3 separate regions of the Mus musculus genome follow, and regions 2 and 3 are each linked to region 1. The links are chromatin loops, found by intact Hi-C in ENCODE. Cell type or tissue: left cerebral cortex. All regions are shown on one strand. Each heading gives the region's core, and the rest is flanking DNA. Links, peaks and the distances in the headings are about the cores only.

Region 1 (6,060 bases), core at 1-5,000:
TTAGATTTTTTTCAACCCCTTAAAAAACTAAGTCATTATTTGTTTATTCTTAAATAAAGAGAGCAGAAATGGGCTCTTTACAGCGATCACATGTCCAGCCTCTGAGCCCACACAATGTAGAAGGAAGGTGGGGGCAAAGAACCCACAGATGAGTCTCCTCATCTTTTGTACTCTCGGTAATTCCAGTGGTTTCCATTTGTAAGACTGCCAGCCACGGTGGCTTCTGTACTAGTTGCAGACTTTTACATTTACTGAAGGGAAGCCAGAGGGACGTGCTTTTCCTTACACCACAGAGCCCTGGCACGCCTCTGGAAGAAGTAAAAAAGACCAGCTGCTGCTTTTTCTGTTACAGGTTTTCTGAATGCCCTTTGGGAGTTTAAGACAGTGGCAAGTCTGGGGCCCCACCCCTGTTCCTCACTCCAGTGTAGAACCCTTGATCACTGTCCACGGTTCTGAACCTTAAGTTTCAGGTGTCTGGAACCCACTAGATTTCTCATAGCTTGTCAAAACATGACTGCCTCCCGCCCCCACCACATATCATCTCCACTTTCTTCCTTCCATCTGTGACCCCTCCCCCACCCCCAACTTCGCATTTTATTTCTGCCTGCTTTTAAAATGTCTTACTCTATTTCAACTGAAGTCCTCTAACCTACCGCCTAGGGACATAGTCCAAGCCTCAAACATCAAAGTTAAAAAACAAACAAGCCAACAAACCCAGGCTTCCCCCACACTCTTCCTCCCCTTCTGGTCCCGACTCCCAGCAGCGCACAGCACTCCACGCACCAGACTCCTCTCACCTGACTCTCCCGCGGAAACTCGTGGCGCACTATGCTGAGCACTGGGATGTGCAGGACAGAACTGACCAAGTCCAGCTCCATCATTTCGCCCTGGCTCTGGGGGAAGGCCAGCAGCGCTGAAACCCCTTGTACCACTACGGTGTGGCACACGCTCTGCAGAAAGGAGAAAGGGTCACTGCTCCACGGTGAGCTTGGGGAAGAGAAAGGCATAAGTGGCAGGTCGCCCAGGCCCGCCTCGATGGCCATCACTACTTCCAAAGACAGGTTGTAGGGAAGGAGCCCTTCCACACGGTTCAGGTTTTCCACAGCGAACAGTAGGGCATCCCGCGGCCACAGGGTCTCGGTCCCGGCGCCCTCCCCGAGCTTGCGGGAGCCGGGTGGACCCCGGCCATGCAGGGCGCTCCCCAACCAACGTGCGCCTTGCGAGGGCGCCGGTGGCCGCCACGTCCCCGACTCTGGCTCATCCCTCTGGGCACCCGCCCTGCCGCCGTCCTGAGCGCGACTGGCTGCGCGTGGGGCCGTGGTCCAGGGTTGCAAGTGCACCGCGCCCACCCTCACCGCGTGTCCGATGCGCTTGAGGATCTGGCAGGGTTGCGGGTGCGAGGAGGAGCTGGGCACCCCGGCCAGCACCAGTGCACAGGGCGGAGGCAGCAACAGACAGACCCTGCTCAGCAGCCACCACAAACTCAGTCTCCTCATTACTGAGACCCGCTGGGAGAAAGCGCGCCCCCTCCTGCGCCCGGCTCTTCCCTCTGCAGCCGCCGCCGGAGGTCTCCGCCGCCTGAGGTCTCTGCCTCCAAATCCTGAGCGCAGCTTCCCTAGACGCGGCGAAGTGGTCACAGGAGCCGGACCGCTCCCTGGGCATTCCAAGTTGCAGCCTAGCGGACGCCGGGCAGTGTCGGATGCGGTTCCAGGGCTCCTCCGCCTAGCATCCTCCGCAAGCGCCGCAGGCCGGTTGGCCAGCGCGGGTCACCCGTGGCTTGAGCTCCGGGTCCCTGTCCACCCCATCTGCAGGGCGCCTGGGGCGCAGCGTCTGGCCCCGCGAGAAGCCGCCAGACTTGCAAGGGGGCGGCAGTGACAGAGGAGCTGTACTCTCACTTGGCTGGCTTCTTTTCTCTTGCTGTTCAGTTCAGGAGACACCCACTTATTTACTGGGGTGGCAGAGGAGAGGGCGTTCACGCACGGGGTGCGGAAAAGCAGCTGCCGAACCTGCTTCCTTTCCCCGCCGGCCACCTTACCGCGGGCTCCCCCAGCGCCTGGTTCATTTTCCCCTCTTCCCTTTCTACTTCCTCTCTTCCTTTTTCTGCCGGGCTTTTCGCCCAGGCGCCACTTCCGCGGCTTCCTTGGAGGAGCGACACAACTGGCCAGCGAAGGGTGGTTCTGTTCTGAGCGCCAAAGTTCTCCCCGCCTCAGCCGGCGCCTCCCAGTAGCAGAGCCCTGGCGCCAGCCTGTCGCTTGGCTGCGCTAAACGCCCACTGATGGTGAGATTCTCCTGCCGCACAGTCCCGCGCCCCTGCAAAGTCCTCGCCCCTCAAACGCAGAGTCTGTAGTTGGCACAATTCCCTTTGGCGGATGTACGCAAAGACAGCCTGGGGGATTTCTGAATTCGGAGTCGGTACTGAGAGATCTGAAGCCTAATGGGTCACAGGGACCGGTTAAAAGCCACTGTGACTTTAAGGAGTATCCCTTGGCGACACCACTCTAAAGGGTTTTTCTAGTCCAGAGTATTAAAGCAAGAATTATTTACACATCTGATTTCTTCTTGCTTTTCTTTGGCAGAGGAGCTTATGCGTTTTTAAAGGGGTCTTGTTTTTTTGATTCTCGGGATAAAAAACGTGGATTCAAAGCGATTCAAGAAGTTAAAGAGCTGGCCACCAGGCCTCACAACTGCATTTACATCCCCAGGTCCTTTAAGATGGAAAGAGACAATTGACTCAAGAAAGTTGTCCTCCAACGTGCACCCCTGCGTGGCAAGATTCACGTGCTCACATCCATCCCAGACATAAAATAAATAAAATGCAATAAAAGTACTTTCAGAGCTTAAAAAGCCTTCACCAGTTGTCCGTAGTATATAGACCAAGAGTGTCCAGGTTGTAGTTTCTTGTGAGTTATTTCATTTATACAGCAACCCAGGGGTCAATGAGCCTATTATCTAAACTTTCTCCCCATTTAATAAGTGACATCAGAAAAAACGCAAAAGGGTTAAGGAAATCTTATGGATGCCACACATATTGCAAATTGACTACTTTTTATGTTACAGGAATCATTCATGAGGAGGGTGGGGGAGATGACTACGTGACTAACAGCATTGGTGATCAGCAATACTGAGTCCAATATCACCTCTGGAGAACTGTGACCTCGGCAATTTATTTGACCTGTCCTTGCCCTGTTGTTTGGAGCTGCTAAATTACTATGTAAATACATCAAACCTTTAGCTCTAAAAAGTTGTTTTGATTCTTGAGTTTAAGTTTCCACCATGTTTTAAATTTTGGGATAATGAAACTATAGACAAATAAAATTCTTGAGAACCTGGCAAAGAGAAGACTCTTTGTCTCAGCACAAAGTAAGTTTTGTAAGATGGAGTTGCTTCAGGGTTAAAAAAACTTCCACCATTGGGAAGTAAACGCTTAATGGGGGCTAAATCAGAATAGAAAGCCCCTGTTCTCTCTTGAGGTCAGAGAGAGATCAAAGCTCTGTCAGCAATCTCCTTTATCCCAGAGTACCACATTGCTTGAGATACAAAGTATAGTGTAGAATGTGTGGTCCTTGCACGGCAGGGACTTGAGGCTCTCACCCGTGCCGTTAGGAGGAGCTGGAGTATGTGTATGGAAGACTAAGGAGTGCCTATAACTGTGACTCTGCATAGCAACCGTTAGCACCATGGCATTGCATGTGTGCTCAGATGAAGTTCCTCAGAGAGTAGGTGTTGATAGAGAGTAGCCTGGCCTGACTGGGAAAGGTTTTGTTGGATTCACTTTGGGCATTAGGCTACTTACAAGTTCATCATGGCCGTGAGAGTGTGGCTGACCTGGTTATTCTCAGATGAGCTGCATAGTTCTGAGCTTGGTACTGACGGAGCCCTGGTGGAAGCTTGTGAACTGGAAGAAGAGCTCTTCCTTTTCTGTTTTCGAGTCTCCCCAGGTCCTTTCTACTCTGCGTCATTCCTTTTGGTGTGTTTGTGTGTGTGTGTGTGTGTGTGTGTGTGTGTGTGTGTGTGTGTGTCTATGTACGTGTACACATCTGTGTTAGCTCAGGTGGAGGCCAGAGGTCACCCTCTGCTTTGTGCCTCAGAAGCATTCTAGCTTGTCTTGTCTTTGGGACAAAGTCTCTCTCAGTGAGACCTGGAACTCAATGATAAGGCTAACCTGGATGGCCATTGAGATCCTTGGTATTCTGTCTCTCTTTCCTACTGTTGGTATTAAAGGTGCATGCTACCATGCCATGCCTGGTTTTTTAGAGTAGATTCAGGAGACTCAGGCCCTCGGGCTTCAGTGACAAGCACTTTACAGAGGAGCTTCTCCCCAGCCCCTGTGCTATTCTTCTTCTCTGTCCTCCTTTTGCCACCTGGTTCTCTTGTCACTGCAGAGCAACTCTGACATTCTTCTTTTCGCCTTTTCTTATCTCTCCTCTTTCCCTTCCCCTTCCTCTCTTTTTCGTGCCTACAAGACCATAATTTTAAAAACCCTTTCATTACTCAATAATCAGTTAGTAAAACCTACTGTGCACAGGCATAAGGCTATCCTGGGATTAGGTGATTTAATCCCAGTTAGAATAAATGAATTCTCTGCCTTTTCAGACTAAGATTGTTAATAACTCCACAGAGTGCTAAATATTAGTTTATGAACTAATGGAACAGAAGGACAACAAAGAACACAATCAAATACACACAGGACATGCTGTCTTGTGCTCAGGAGGAAAAAAAAGCCCACAGGAATAGAAGGGAAGTGAGCTGTGATTTTTAGAAGGCAAAGCCAGGGAAAACCCCCAAGAACATACCTTTTGAATAAAGAGATAAAGGGAGGTGAGGCAGTGATTTGTGAGAATGATGGAGCAAGGAGTCCCAAGGGGAGGAAAGAGCAATGGAGAGGGTTCTTAGGAAAGGGTTCTTTTTATTTTTTTCCTTTTTTTATTGGGTATTTATTTCATTTACATTTCCAATGCTATCCCAAAAGTCCTCCACACGCTCCCCTACCCACTCCCCCAGGAAAGGGTTCTTATGCAGAAATGTTTCTGGGGTATTTGAATAAGAGTGAAGGATCCAAAGAGCCAGAGCAAGACAACTCACAGCAGTCACAGTGGGGGCTGTTAGAGCAGAAAGGCTCAAAGGAAGAGGCAGGCAGTGAAAACCAACCAGGAGGTGTGGCTCTGGTCTGCATAGGGTGACAGGTGTGACTGCAAGACACTGGGCAACAGAGTCAGTGGCAGGGCTAATTTTTGTTTTCTTTTGAGACAGGGTCTTAAGACTTCTGTAGCCCAGGCTGGACTCAAGTCAAACAATCCTCCTGCTTTCCCTCGCATCCTTAGTGCTGGGATTACAGTCATCTGTCACGATGCTCATGAGGACTAACGCAACAGGATCCCTCTAGATGTTCTTTTAATGGTACATGGAAGGTAGGCAAGATATCTGATGTGAGCAGTTGCAATAATGTACCTGAGAGACAACATTCTTGCTAAGTCCCATAATCTTGTCTGGCTAGGGTGATTATTCTTCACATATGGGGAATTGGGTTTGAGGACTACTGGACTGCTGACAGGTCTTCGAAGTGCTGTGAGGGGCAGTGTACTTTTAGCATTGGAGGTTCATTCCAGCTGCAGGGTTGGTAGCAAATCAGAGCTCACATTTGGCTCTGCCAGAGAAGACTTTGTTTATAATCTGATCCAGAATGAGAAGTAGTGATCTAAGAACCCACGTTGGAAGTCAAACAAACAAAACAAATCTAAGTGCTCAATTTAAAATGTGTCCCATGCACATCTGTGCTTTCTGGTGCCAGCTATGGTTATAGTGAAAGCTGTGACATTCTGGAAGTGGCCCAGGGAAGGTTCCAGGGAAGAATGCTGTGGAGAATCAGGGTTGGATCCCCTCTCTGCAGCATTTCCCTGTGGGTATGACATTTCGCCTCCCAAAGCTAGAGTTTCATCCTTTCTGCATTGGTTGTGGTGACAGCTCCTGACAGTTTTCTGTGTAGAAACGGCAGCATGCAAACTCATGCAAACCTCAAGCTTCTTGGAAATGGGAGGCTTATTTGCACATTTATTATAGTTT
Region 2 (6,323 bases), core at 533-5,532, 830 kb after region 1:
TAGTAATAACTGATCAATATACTTTATTTTTCTTCTCTTCCCTTTTCTTTGACTTATTAACTAAGAAAAATTATTCTGTATTTTGTAATAACCTAAATATATCAAATCTCCCCAATTGTCTGTAGCATATAGGTTAGGTTTCTTGCTATTGAAAGAATTTTTTAAGCCTTTCAAAAACATGCATTTTAAGAGAATAGGGAAATAAATAAATAAATAAATAAATAAATAAAGTAAAACATACAAATAATCTTTTAAAATATTTTATATATCCAAAATAATATTGATTCTCAAGTCTATTTAAAATTATTTCTGGTGGAATTAAAAGTCTAGTAGAGATTATGGGTATTATAATTCCACATAGAACTTAATACTAAAGAGGCAGGTTAAATATTATACATTTTCATTTATATTCAGTTCCATGGAAAATATTAATAAATCATTTAAAATTCAGTTAAGAGAAGGACATATTCTCAGTAACCAAAGTCATACACATCGATAGAGGTAGATATCTTCATGATGATATATAATCAACATAGACACAGAGAGATATTAAAATGTCATATACTTAAGTATAGATAGTAATGAGTTTAAAGATAGATACTCATGACAATACATGTTTATAAGAACAAGGAGCAAATTACCTAAATTGCATTTGTATCAGTTTCTATACCATTATACTACAAAACAGTATAGTCTACTATAAGTTTGTGTTTTATGTGGCTAATGTACTTCATTTTTATAACTATTGTGCCATAGCTATTATATTTCAAATATATGTGTATTATATCTTAATTGGTGAAGTTGTTTTAATGAAATGGTATAGTTGAAAGATACATTTTTAATGCAGTAGATAACTGTGAAGCTATTTATAGAGTCAAACTATACATATAATGTTAATCATTACTGACTCTCCACAATGTGAAAGATTTTACCTTAAAGACTTATTAAGTACTCATCAAAATTGTAATTATTTCATGTTTACTACAAAAAGAAATATTTATACTTTTAGTAAAAGCTAGCTTTCAGTGTTGGTGTTCTGACTTGGGACTGTTTGTGAATAATGAGCCAGCCTTATTCCTGCTAGTTCATCAAGATGCTCCTATTAGGAACCATAGAGATAATCACAATGACTATGTTGTTGAAAATGGCCAGGTTTTCTATTATTTTTTGTTAATATTGATTAAAGAATCTCTCCTTTTATTATTACCTGATCTATGATTTATATATAAATATTATAAAAATGTTATGCTGGGCGGTGGTGGCACACACCTTTAATCCCAGCACTTGGGAGGCAGAGAAAGGCAGATTTCTGAGTTTGAGGCCAGCCTGGTCTACCAAGTGAGTTCCAGGATAGCCAGGACTATACAGAAAAACCCTGTCTCAAAAAAAAAAAAAAAAAAAAAAAAAAAACAACAAAAAATGTTTTTAGTATGTGAAATATTACATCTTATGTTCCCCTTCAAGGGTTCATGGCTCTAGTTGGTCTCAAGGAGATTAAGTTGTTTAATTAAGTTGAACTAGTCTCAAGGAGATAGTCTGAACAATATGTGGTGCATAAATAAAAATATTTTAACTAGGCCTCACAATCCTAGCAATTATCCTGGGGCATATGGTATAGTGTAAAACATTGATTTGGGTAGAGCTCCCCATTAATAACTGCAGTGGAGAACAGAAACTAATCAACTCAATTTTCTTCATTTATCCTTTAATTCATTTCTCTAGAGTAAACAATATTTTGGTACAAGCGTTATGTCATTTCAATGCACTTTTAGTAATTTTAATTTTCTTACTAAACATAGACAATATATAATATAAAATATTCACTGTGCACAAAAGTTTTATTTTAGGGGATATTTAGTGGTTGATCTAGTTAATTCTTTAGCCATGATAATTTTATCAGTTTGGATAATTAATTTGCAGATTTCTTTTTGTTGTTGTTCATTTGCTAGCTTCTAGTTTGGAGGATAAACAAATCTCAGGGTCTCTTATGTGAAGAGCAAATTTTCTTTCATTGATCCATATCCATAAATCTATCTAAATAATTTTAAAGTAAGACTTGACTACATCAAAATTTTAAAATACTTCAATAACTATATGAAATGCCTTCTAGAACCTCAAGTCTATTTAACATAATTGTGGAAAGGCCATGGTCTTTTAGGTTGGTTATGTTCAGGATCATCCTTTCAGATTTAATCAACCAACAGTTAGTACCATATATAATGTATACATGAAATCAATGCAGTGTGGATCCTGGGGTTTCTAAAGCAGTAATGTATGCATGGAGCAATGCATATTATTAGGTTATTATTTCCTCTGACCAAATATTTCTTCCTACCTCCTGAAATGCAATCTAATAACCTTTCACATTTAAGATAAAATTGTCAGCACTTAAGAAGCATGCAGAAGAAATTCTATTATTTATCTGTGGTTGCATGAATTAGTCTTGCTGAGGATCTTGTCTGAGGACAAAGTAGGTTAAGGTTCATCAGCATTTGTCATTCTTTGACTACATTATGACCTATTCAAGACATCATATATATGTTATTTACTGTCTTCCTATAGATCACTCATGGGATTATGAGCTGCATCAGGGGTTGTAAAACATATCTGTGTCAGTGCCATCTGCTAATGGCATCATTTAACCAAAAGCTTAATATTATCACACCCAATCAAGTGAAGCAAATGATTAAACAAATTCATTCAGATAGAAAGGGATGACAAGTTCCTAGACCACCACGCTTCATTAACAAACAAGCCCCCATCATTCCTCATGAATTATATGGAGGGAATGGGAACACTAGGGACAAAAGTCACTTCAAAAGACACCTCTAAGACATGGAAAAACATATGTTAATATTCTACACCTATGGAGGATTGATTTAGAATCTATTAATGCAGATGTGTGTGTAAGGGGAAAGGAGAGGTTACAACGATGTACCACGATGAAAGAGAAGCCTCCATGTTGCTTTTTAAAAGGATGTAGAACACACAGGCTATTCTTTTACAGAGAACTTTCTCAGCACCCCATTCTCGTTTATTTACTGCTTTTAAAGAATGCTTTTCAAATTAAAAAAAAAAAATGGAGAATCCAGGGATTTTACCTTTCCTTGTCCAAATTACCCAGAATGTCTTTTCTGTATGGAATGTTGAGTTAGGGTGCCCTCTAATGTCCTTTTGTTACTAAAGTGACAGACAAATGTTTAACTCCAGAGGAATAGCAAGTCAGACTTCTGCACTGGAATGAGTTCTACCAGAGGATTCATCGCTGAAGGACAACTCCCATTTCCTTGCTTTTTTTCTTTCTGAAAAGGTAACTTTCACAATATCTGAACAAGGTCTGGTGTGGGGGTAGCATTGCTAGATAGAGCATAGAGAAATAAAGGTAGACCAATCATACTGTCTTCTTTGAGTCATTGTGCAGAGATATTTGCATGCAGCATTGCAACTTGGTGCAAAACTAAGTGAGTTTTTCCTGGCAATTAGTGAGAAACAGCCAAGCCTGCAAGGCTGAATTGCATATTATTCTTTGTCATGTGAATTTTTATTAAAAGTGGAAAAGAACTCTAGTTCTGTGATCTAAGATGAAGACCTATGGAAATTTCAGAAAAGAAAATTCACACCCTGACTTCTTTACTCTTCTTCCTGTTTCCTGAACTTGTATTAATTGAATTTCCCTAATTTATTTTTCTTATCTAACTGCTACTCTCTACCCAACACATTTAAAGCCCCAAATATGTCATGTATCATAGAGAAAGCTTCAAAATTTATGAAGCACCAACTAAAAGCAAGGATCACATATAATTTGAGGTCATCAGATGGCTGAACAGGTGCTCCGTTTTCTATTTTGCTAGATAATCAACCTTAGGAAGAATGAAATTATCAATAGCTTCAATCTTCATGATGCTTTAGAAAGAATCACTTCACTACATACCAACATACTCTTAGTCTAACTGCCAGTATAACTTCTTTGGGTGTGGATATTTTCTGGTACCACCTGCATTTATGAATTGTCAACAAATGCATTGCACTTGCACACATGTACACACACACACACACACACACACACACACACACACACACACACAAAACACTATAGTTGTTGAGGTTGACTGCATGATTATGGCAAAATAATGTAAACAGAGATGACCAACAATCTTTAAATCCCTAAAATAAAAGTATACTTAAATTTTCCCTGGAAATCTGCTGTTTTGCAGAGATACTCTAGAGTAGAAATTTTATCAATATGTGTATACGTAACTTTACTGGTTTTTCTTCCAGAGACTAAGTTACACTCATCAACATATAAAATATTTTTTCATCTTTATTAATATTATTATTCAAAGACTAGATGGAAAATAAAACAATTAAACTGCAGCCACAAGCTGAGATCAATTTCTGTTTTCTGGTCTCTTATGAAAAAAAATCATTATATATTGCTCACAGCTATAATGAATAAATAGCATTTTAAGAATAAAAGAATGGACTGGAAGGTAATTGTTTTTCTTATAATTTGTCTAAGATCATTTGTTTCTCCCTGTTACATTGACATGAAGGATAACTAAACATTTTGAGACATGGTTTCTCTGTATAGCCCCAGCTGTCCTGGAACTCACTGTCCTGGAACTCACAGAGAGCTGTCTGGCTCTGCCTCTTGAGTATTGAGAGTAAAGGTGCCCCCCGCACCCCCCCCCCCACACACACACACATACACCTGGCACAAAACATATTTTAAAAGTTGTGGTTTATTTGAGTTAATTTTATATCCAGCCACTTTGCTGAAGTTGCTTATCAGTTGTAGAAGTTCTCTGGTAGAATTTTGGGGGTCACTTATGTATACCATCAAATCATCTGCAAATAGTGATAACTTGACTTTGCCAATTTGTATCCCCTTGGTCTCTTCTTCTTGCCTTATTTTTCTAGATAAAATTTTGAGTGCTGTATTGGATAGATATGGGGAGAGTGGGCATCCTTGTCTTCTACAAAATTTTAGTGCAGTTGTTTCAAGTATCTATCCATTTAATTTGATATTGGCTGTTGTTTTATAATAAATTGCTTTTATTATGTTTAGGTATGGGCCTTGAATTCCCTTACTCTCTAATAGATTTAACATGAAGGAATGTTGTCTTTTATCAAAGACTTTTTCTGCATCTAAAGAGATGATCTTGTGAATTTTCTTTTTTTAGTTTGTTTATATAGTGGATTATGTTCATGGATTTTCATATATTGAACCAAACTTGCATCCTTGGGATGAAGCCTACTTGCCTGTGGTGAATGATGTTTTTGTTTTCTTTTCTTTTTTTTTTTTTTTTTACTATGGCCAAGAGTATTTTATTTCTTACACGTTCAGGGGAGTGTTACAGGTCTCCTTGTTACATAATTTTCAATAATCTGCTTTAATAGTTTAACTGACTGGATTTTTTTCTATACCATGTATGTACCACTTCACAGGTTAGTAAATGACCTTGTTTTGCTATATTTTAAAAGCAGTTATATTATTGGAAATGTAATTGAAGAAAATACGTAATAAAAAAAGAAATTATGACAGGACACATAAAAGATACTTGTATTTCTTTTTTCTTTTTTTTCAAGAAAGGGTTTCTCTGTATAGCCCTGGCGGTCCTGGAACTCACTCTGTAGACCAGGCTGATCTTGAACTCAGAAATCCACCTGCCTCTGCCTCCTGAGCACTGGGATTAAAGGCATGCACCACCACACCCGGTAAATGATAGTTTTAATGTGTTCTTGGATTTGGTTTGAGAGAATTTTTGCGAGTACTTTTGCATCAATGTTCAGAAGCGAGATTGGTCTGAAGTTCTCTCTTTTTGTTGCATTCTTGTGTGGTTTAGGTATCAGGGTAATTGTAGAATGAATTAGGTAATATTCCTTCTGTTTCTGTTTTATGGAATAGTTGAAGAATTTTGGTGTTAGGTCTTCTTTGAAGGTCTGGTAGAATTCTACACCAAAGCCCTCTAGCCCTGGGAATTTTTTTGTTTGGGAAGTTTTTAATGACTTCTTTTTCTTTAGGGGATATGGGCTGCTTTAGATAGCTTACCTGTTTTTGATTTACTTTGGTATGTGGCATCTATCTAGAAAACCACCCATATCATCTAGATTTTCCAGTTTTGTTGAATTTGTTGTAAGATCTAATGATTTTTTGAATTTCCTCCATTTCTGTTGTTATGACTCACTTTCATTTCTGATTTTGTTAATTTGGATACTGCCTCTGGGCCCTTTAGTTGGTTTGCCTAGGGGTTTATCTCTCTTGTGGATTCTCTCAAACAAACAAGTTTTGGTTTTGTTTACTCTTTGTATCTTTCCCTTTG
Region 3 (6,323 bases), core at 533-5,532, 110 kb after region 1:
AATTTTTATTTATTCTTTGACAATTTTGCACATATACTCAGTATATCTGTGTCATATCCACCCCGATTCTACCCCCTACTCCCTCCAGTTATGCACAGTCTGCTTTCCTTATTTAATCTCATTTTCTTTTTATTTTTTCCCAGTTTTATTAGATATTTTATTCATTTACATTTCAAATGCTATCCTGAAAGTCCCTTATACCCTCCCCCTGCCCTGCTCCCCTACCCACCCACTCCCACTTCTTGGCCCTGGTGTTCCCCTGTACTGGGGCCATATAAAGTTTTCTAGGCCCATTCTTATTTGATGTTCTGCTATCTTCATTTTCTGTTAATGACTTAAAATAGCTCTTAATCATACTATATTCCAAGTATCAAGCTGGACAAATGTCGAGGGAAGAAAAGCAGTGTCCTCCTCTTTAAAGGATTAATAGATTACGCATTCAGATATGTCTTTCAGGTTAACATTTAGATATAGTTGCAAGTAGGACTGGAAATCAAGGAAGACCGAGAATGTGGTCCTTGGGTTACTACCTCAAGTCTCTAGCTTGTTTCTCCATTTTCATGGTAGCTAAATCCTGAATGTTGCAGATGATGTAAACTCTGACATAGTACACCATGATGAATTCCCCAGCTTTCTTAAGGGTGCTATTAAAAAAAGTATAACACAGGGATCCATCCCATAATCAGCTTCCAAACGCCGACACCATTGCACACACTAGCAAAATTTTGCTGGAAGGACCCAGATATAGCTGTCTCTTGTGAGACTATGCTGGGGTCTAGCAAATACAGAAGTGGATGATCACAGTCAGCTATTGGATGGGTCACATGGCCCCCAATGCAGGAGCTAGAGATATTACCCAAGGAGCTAAAGGGAACTGCAACCCTATAGGTGGAACAACAATATGAACTAACCACTACCCCGGAGCTCTTGTCTCTAGCTGCATATGCATCAAAAGATGGCCTAGTCGGCCATCACTGCAAAGAGAGGCCCATTGGACTTGCCACCTTTAGATGCCCCAGTACAGGGGAATTCCAGGGCCAAAAAGGGGGAGTGGGTGGGTAGGGGATTGGGGGTGGATATGGGGGACCTTTGGGATAGCATTGAAAATGTAAACAAGGAAAATACCTAATAAAAAAATTTTTAAAAAAGTATAACGCGTAAAGAAATAGCTGGAAAACCCATTCCAGCTTTTGTCTGAAAGTATTTGGGTTCTGGTTTATGAGGTTTTGAAATCATGTACGCAAACCAGCTTGCCTCCATTAGTGTTCTAGACATTCTGCTGCAAACCATCCTTTCCTCCCAGAACCTCTTGACTAGAACGTGACACATTTACAGCAATGATATCTTTAGTGTGTATTTTTTAGGCTTTGGGGGGAAGGAGGGGTGTTTACTTCTGGATACTTCTAAGCATGTTTGGTGTTTGTGAGGGAACCAAATTGGGAGAAGGACTACAGATTTTCTGAACTGAAGCCATTCATATGCCTATACTCACGTGTGAAGAATTTACACATAGAAATTACATTCTTACAAGATACTTACTGTGGGAAGAAAAAGTTATAATGGTTAGTTCATATTTTATATCATGCTAGATGTTTTCAAGAAGGCTCCTAACTGAGGTGTTATAATCATTTTCTAGTCACTGTGTGGGTGAGGAATGGATTCTCCCCCTAGGATTATGGGATTGATGGAAACAAGGCATACAACACTGAAAGAAAGAAATCAGCAGCAATCTGTACTCATGGCTTGAGAGAGGCTGACCCCAGATGTCATGCAGAGTAACACAGAGGTTGGATCCAGAGTGAACAACCAGGGGCTGCAGGAGGCAGGCTTTGTAATGTCCAGAGGGTGAAGTATCTTTTAGTTCCTGCGAGAGGATGTGATTGGCTTTGAATAACTCTGTAGGCTGGCAGGAAATTGAAACTCCATCTCGGATACAGGAATTGTGCCTGGTGCCTTTGATAAGGAGGTCTGTTGGCTGGAAGACCTTATCTGTTGGGCCAGGACTGAAAGGGAACATTGCAGTTTGATCATCTAAGGCCCTTCTGATTTTACCAGATGTCAGGGCAGCACTTAACATTGAACTTCAATTTTAGGCCTTACCTCACATCACACTCTAAAGATTTCATTGGGTTGAGGCTTTCTGTTTCTCATTGAAGGTACATTTAATTAATTAAGTAGAACTGAGTTTTGGTTAATTTACACTTGATTTTTCCTATATAGTGAGTGTTCAGAGATTGGCTAATTTCCTATCTCTAAAAAATACTTTAATGTAATTCATGTTGTAGGGTTTATAGGCTTTATACTTTATTAGGAAGCTGGTATATCTATCTATATCTATATGGCTTTTCCTCTATTTTTTTTTTGTAGAATGTGCTAGCTAGTAGGGCAGTTCTTATGATATATTTAGGGACATTTGTAACATTTGTCTCTGACAAAGGAAAGGCTGCTGGTTGTATTGGGTCAGGAATATTCACTTAGTCTGGGCACTAGTCCATGGGCTGATCAGTTATCCCAAGTACAAAATGCAAAAGGTTTTGGGGAATTCTCACATAATTTAGAGTTTGCTCTTATATCCTTTGGAGTAAATACCAATGATAGGTTCCATTGTGAAGGGTTCCAAATTCACTCAGTTATGCTGACAATAAGAGGATTAATCTAGTGGCCCAACAAAGAAGAAAAATCCAGCCCAGAGGCTGACATAGTTTTGGTAGGACATTCTTGCTTCCATCCTATGAAGAAATATTGCAAAGCTCAACCATTAGCGATTGGATGATTCTAGCAGGTAAGAGACAAAGAAGCTTAGTGAGAGTGTTAAGTTTCTGGGTTTTATCTGAAACTAAATAAGAAGGAAAAAAATCAGCTTGAATATAAACTAGACACCTCCTTTAGCAGCCAACTCCTCAGCGAGGACTGGGTCTCATGAGGCCCTCCCAGACCGCATTGGATAGTTGATTGGATTCATCTTGTGTAGTTCCTGTGCAAGCAATCACTGTTGCTGTGAATTGATGACAGCAAGACCCATGTCATACCCATAAGCCTCCTCTTCTGTGATGCTCCCTTAATATTTCTCCTTCCTCTTGTGTGCATGTGCATCTGCCTGTGTGTGTGTCTGATACAGATGTTCCAGTTAAGCCAGATGTTCCAGTTAAGCCAGATGTTCCAGTTAAGGCAGAGCATCTCAAGTCACTTATTCTCTGAATTTGATGAGCTGTGTCTATATATTAATCATCACTCCCTGCATAAGAAGATTCTCTGATGAAGGGTGAGGGATAAGAAAGGTCTGTTGATTAATGGTGTAAGGATAAGTATTTAGAAGGGAGCTTGGTACTTTATTCCCTTAGCATAGTAAGTAGTATAGGATCTTCAAGGCTTATGGCCTCTGCAGTGAGTTCTGACAGGTTTATGGTACCATGCGTGGGCTCCCTCTTGTGGAGAATATCTTAAATCCAATTAGAAAGCTTTCAACTCTTGTCACATAAATTACACTATTACATCAATGGGCAGAGCATGCTAGGTCAGTCGTTATTGATGCTCAGAGACTGACAGCTAGATAAGATTGTTCATTGATGACATCTCTCCCTCAGCATCTTGTAAAACATCTTTCAGTATTATGAAAGCTAACCAACATGGAGGAAGCATCCATGTCAGTACCAGCTTGATTTGTCTATATCCTGTGACCAAAATAATGTAACATTAACATCTTTGGAAGTACAGTGTTATCAAGTTATAGTGGCAACCAAGAGCTATGACAATAGCATGAGTTGTTTTCAGGGATCCCTCAACCAACAACTCAAGGGAGGTTTCAGTGAGTTAACAAAGTAATAAAAAGGAGTAGAAGGCATCAACTGGGAGGAAGATGGGGAAGGTCTGGTAGAGAATTGGTGTGTGTGTGTGTGTGTGTGTGTGTGTGTGTGTGTGTATGTCTGCATGTGTGGTGGATTTTATATTAATACATTGTACTCTTTCATAAAGTCACTGAAGAATACACAATAAAAGCTGAGTGGTATAATTTCCCCATATTTCAAATGTTCTTGGTTATTTGAGTGTAATTAAATAAGGTTTCTTCTTTTTAAGTTCACTCTTTGTCCTCTGCATATATGTTACGGTGGTTAACTTGATGTTCTGTGGGACTTCTAACAATGGGAGTAACAGTAATCAGTAGACTGTATCTCTACTCCTTTGCCTATTTTTGAGACTCTTTTGCTCCCATTAGGTTTTCCTGGCAAGCCTGGATATAATGTTCTTCACCTGGTCTTCTTGTGTCTTTGTCCTGTTGGCTGCCTGTCTTAGAGGCCTGCTCTTTTCTAGAGAAGAAATGGAAGAGGAGTGGATCTGGGGTAAAGGGGAGATTAAGGGGGAGCTAGGAGAAGTGGAGGGAGGGAAAACTTGTTGGGATGTATTGTATGAGAGAAGAATCCATTTTTAACTAAAAAAAAAAAATCTAAAAAAGAATACAACTGTCAATTTGATGTGTAAAATATATGTTGTTTAGAATACAGAAACCATACCAAAATGACAAATATGAGTTGCTATTGTAAGGGTCTGAAAATCACTGAATGAAGACCCCAGACTCGCGTAGTATGGAAAGACAAAGAGCACTTATTCTACAGAAACAGCCAGCACGCCTGGGTTAACTATCCAAGCAAACTGTCGACCCTCTGGAAAGCTCACAGGCCCCTTTTAAAGCCAGTTAGGGGTTTTCCAGTTGCAGTTGGGTCACCTTCATCATGATTGTTTGACCTTATGTTTCAGGATATTTGTATAATTCTAATTGATTCGTACCTCAAGGCAAAGACGGTTATCTTATAGGGACTTTTAAAAATATAACTGGCCTTCCCTGAGCAGCTGCTTGACTGGCTGTTCCATTTCTGCTGTTTTTTAGAGAAGCCTGAGCTGTCCTAGGAAATTGAAGTTTAAGGCCTAAAATGGCTACCTGTTCTAAATTAGAGTGAGTAAGTCTTCTCAATTTTCTGTATTGTACTATGTGTTAATAATCTTGCAGCCAACATTAGGCCATTCAAATACACAAAGAAAGTATTAATAGACTTAAAGGTAAGACAGACTCTAATGTAGCAATAATATGGGGTGTCAATACCCCATTGTCATCTCTGGAAATACAGACAAAATTTAACTTGTGTGTGTGTCAGTATTGATTAAACTATATACTGAATGGGTTTAATATATTTTAGGACATTTTGTTTACAGAAAGGAAATATAAGTTTTTCTTACCAGCAGAAACAATACTGTTCAGAACAAAATCACATCTTTCCAAACAAATCAAATCTCATTAATTTAAAATTGCAATAATATCATATATTCTTAAGTCACAATGAAATAAAAAGGACATAATTAAGAATAAAGAAAACATAAGCCAATATGCAGAAACTGAATAACATGCTTCTGAATAACAAATGGGTCACTGGAAAAATTTAAAGTTAACCCAAAAATTACTTGGAACAAAATGAAAAAGAAATCACAACATATCAAAATCTGTGGATACAGCAAGATATGATTAAGTAGGAGGAGTTTATAGTAATCAATGTCCATGCTAAAAATAGAAAGGCTTAAAATATCAAAGATAGCTAGTAGCTTCTTAGAAATGTAAGTAAATTTGACGAACTTTTAACTATATTAATAAAGAAAATGAGAGACTATTAAATAAATACAAATAGAGATGAAAATGAAGACATTAAAACAACTTATAGAAATGCAAAGGACAATGAGAATCCACTATAAGCAATTTCAGCTAAAAATTGAAAACCTAGGAGCAATATTTAAACTGTTATTCACCCTTGAATTGATTATTTAGTTTTGACAATTTATTTGAAATGCATTTTTACTTTTGCTAAATTTAGATTTATCTTAACAGATCAGGAGTAGGTGTTAAAATGAAACAACAAATTGTATTTTATCAAAGAGCAGTCCAGTACTTGATGGCCTTGCAGTGAAACCCTACAAACCATTAAAATAACAAAACCTACCTCTTTCCAAAGTGAGGTTAATATTACAACAAATATGGTTTGGATCACCTTTATTGAACTCTACACCCAACATGGGGTCACCCAAACACATAAATAGTAACCTGAACTAAGAGACTGATCTCAATATAATAATAAAACACTGAGAATGACCTCCTTTTTAAAAGGGGGCATTTTGTGAGATCGTGATCTTTCATGACATCATTATTACTTGAGTAGGTAATTATTAGTAGTGTCAAAACTAGACAAAAGTACAAGAAAAAAGAAACTACAAGAAAATAGCTATGTTAAATACAGAGGCATTTTTTGACACAATACTATCAAAACAAATTTGGTAAAATATAT

Evidence for each region. Hi-C counts contacts between places; a loop is a spot of excess contacts. Peaks named below come from ENCODE experiments on the same cell type or tissue, not always from the same donor. Only the 100,000 strongest peaks of a DNase experiment are listed, where the experiment ranks them.
Region 2: it touches region 1 in a loop (5-fold over the local background); 2 of 42 quality-filtered maps call a loop at or near these places.
Region 3: a loop joins it to region 1, with 12 times the contacts of the local background. A loop is called at or near these places in 10 of 42 quality-filtered maps.

The regions. Positions count from the first base shown.
Region 1 is chr4:49,843,586-49,849,645 of GRCm38, forward strand. Grin3a (glutamate receptor ionotropic, NMDA3A) reads right to left here and starts at 2,184. Exons shown (of 9, transcript NM_001033351.2): 1 at 798-2,184. The coding sequence starts at 1,496. In left cerebral cortex, for the core only: CTCF peaks have their summits at 1,533 and 2,248; DNase peaks (open chromatin) are centred at 330, 822, 1,263, 1,693 and 1 more place; H3K4me3 peaks cover 2,602 bases; H3K27ac peaks cover 1,129 bases.
Region 2 is chr4:50,672,607-50,678,929 of GRCm38, forward strand. No RefSeq gene overlaps it. Among named protein-coding and RNA genes, the nearest start is that of Gm42287, 110 kb to the right of the region's middle. In left cerebral cortex, for the core only: a CTCF peak has its summit at 3,163 (motif pointing left); a DNase peak (open chromatin) is centred at 3,194.
Region 3 is chr4:49,955,070-49,961,392 of GRCm38, forward strand. No RefSeq gene overlaps it. Among named protein-coding and RNA genes, the nearest start is that of Grin3a, 110 kb to the left of the region's middle. In left cerebral cortex, for the core only: a CTCF peak has its summit at 3,426 (motif pointing left); a DNase peak (open chromatin) is centred at 3,426.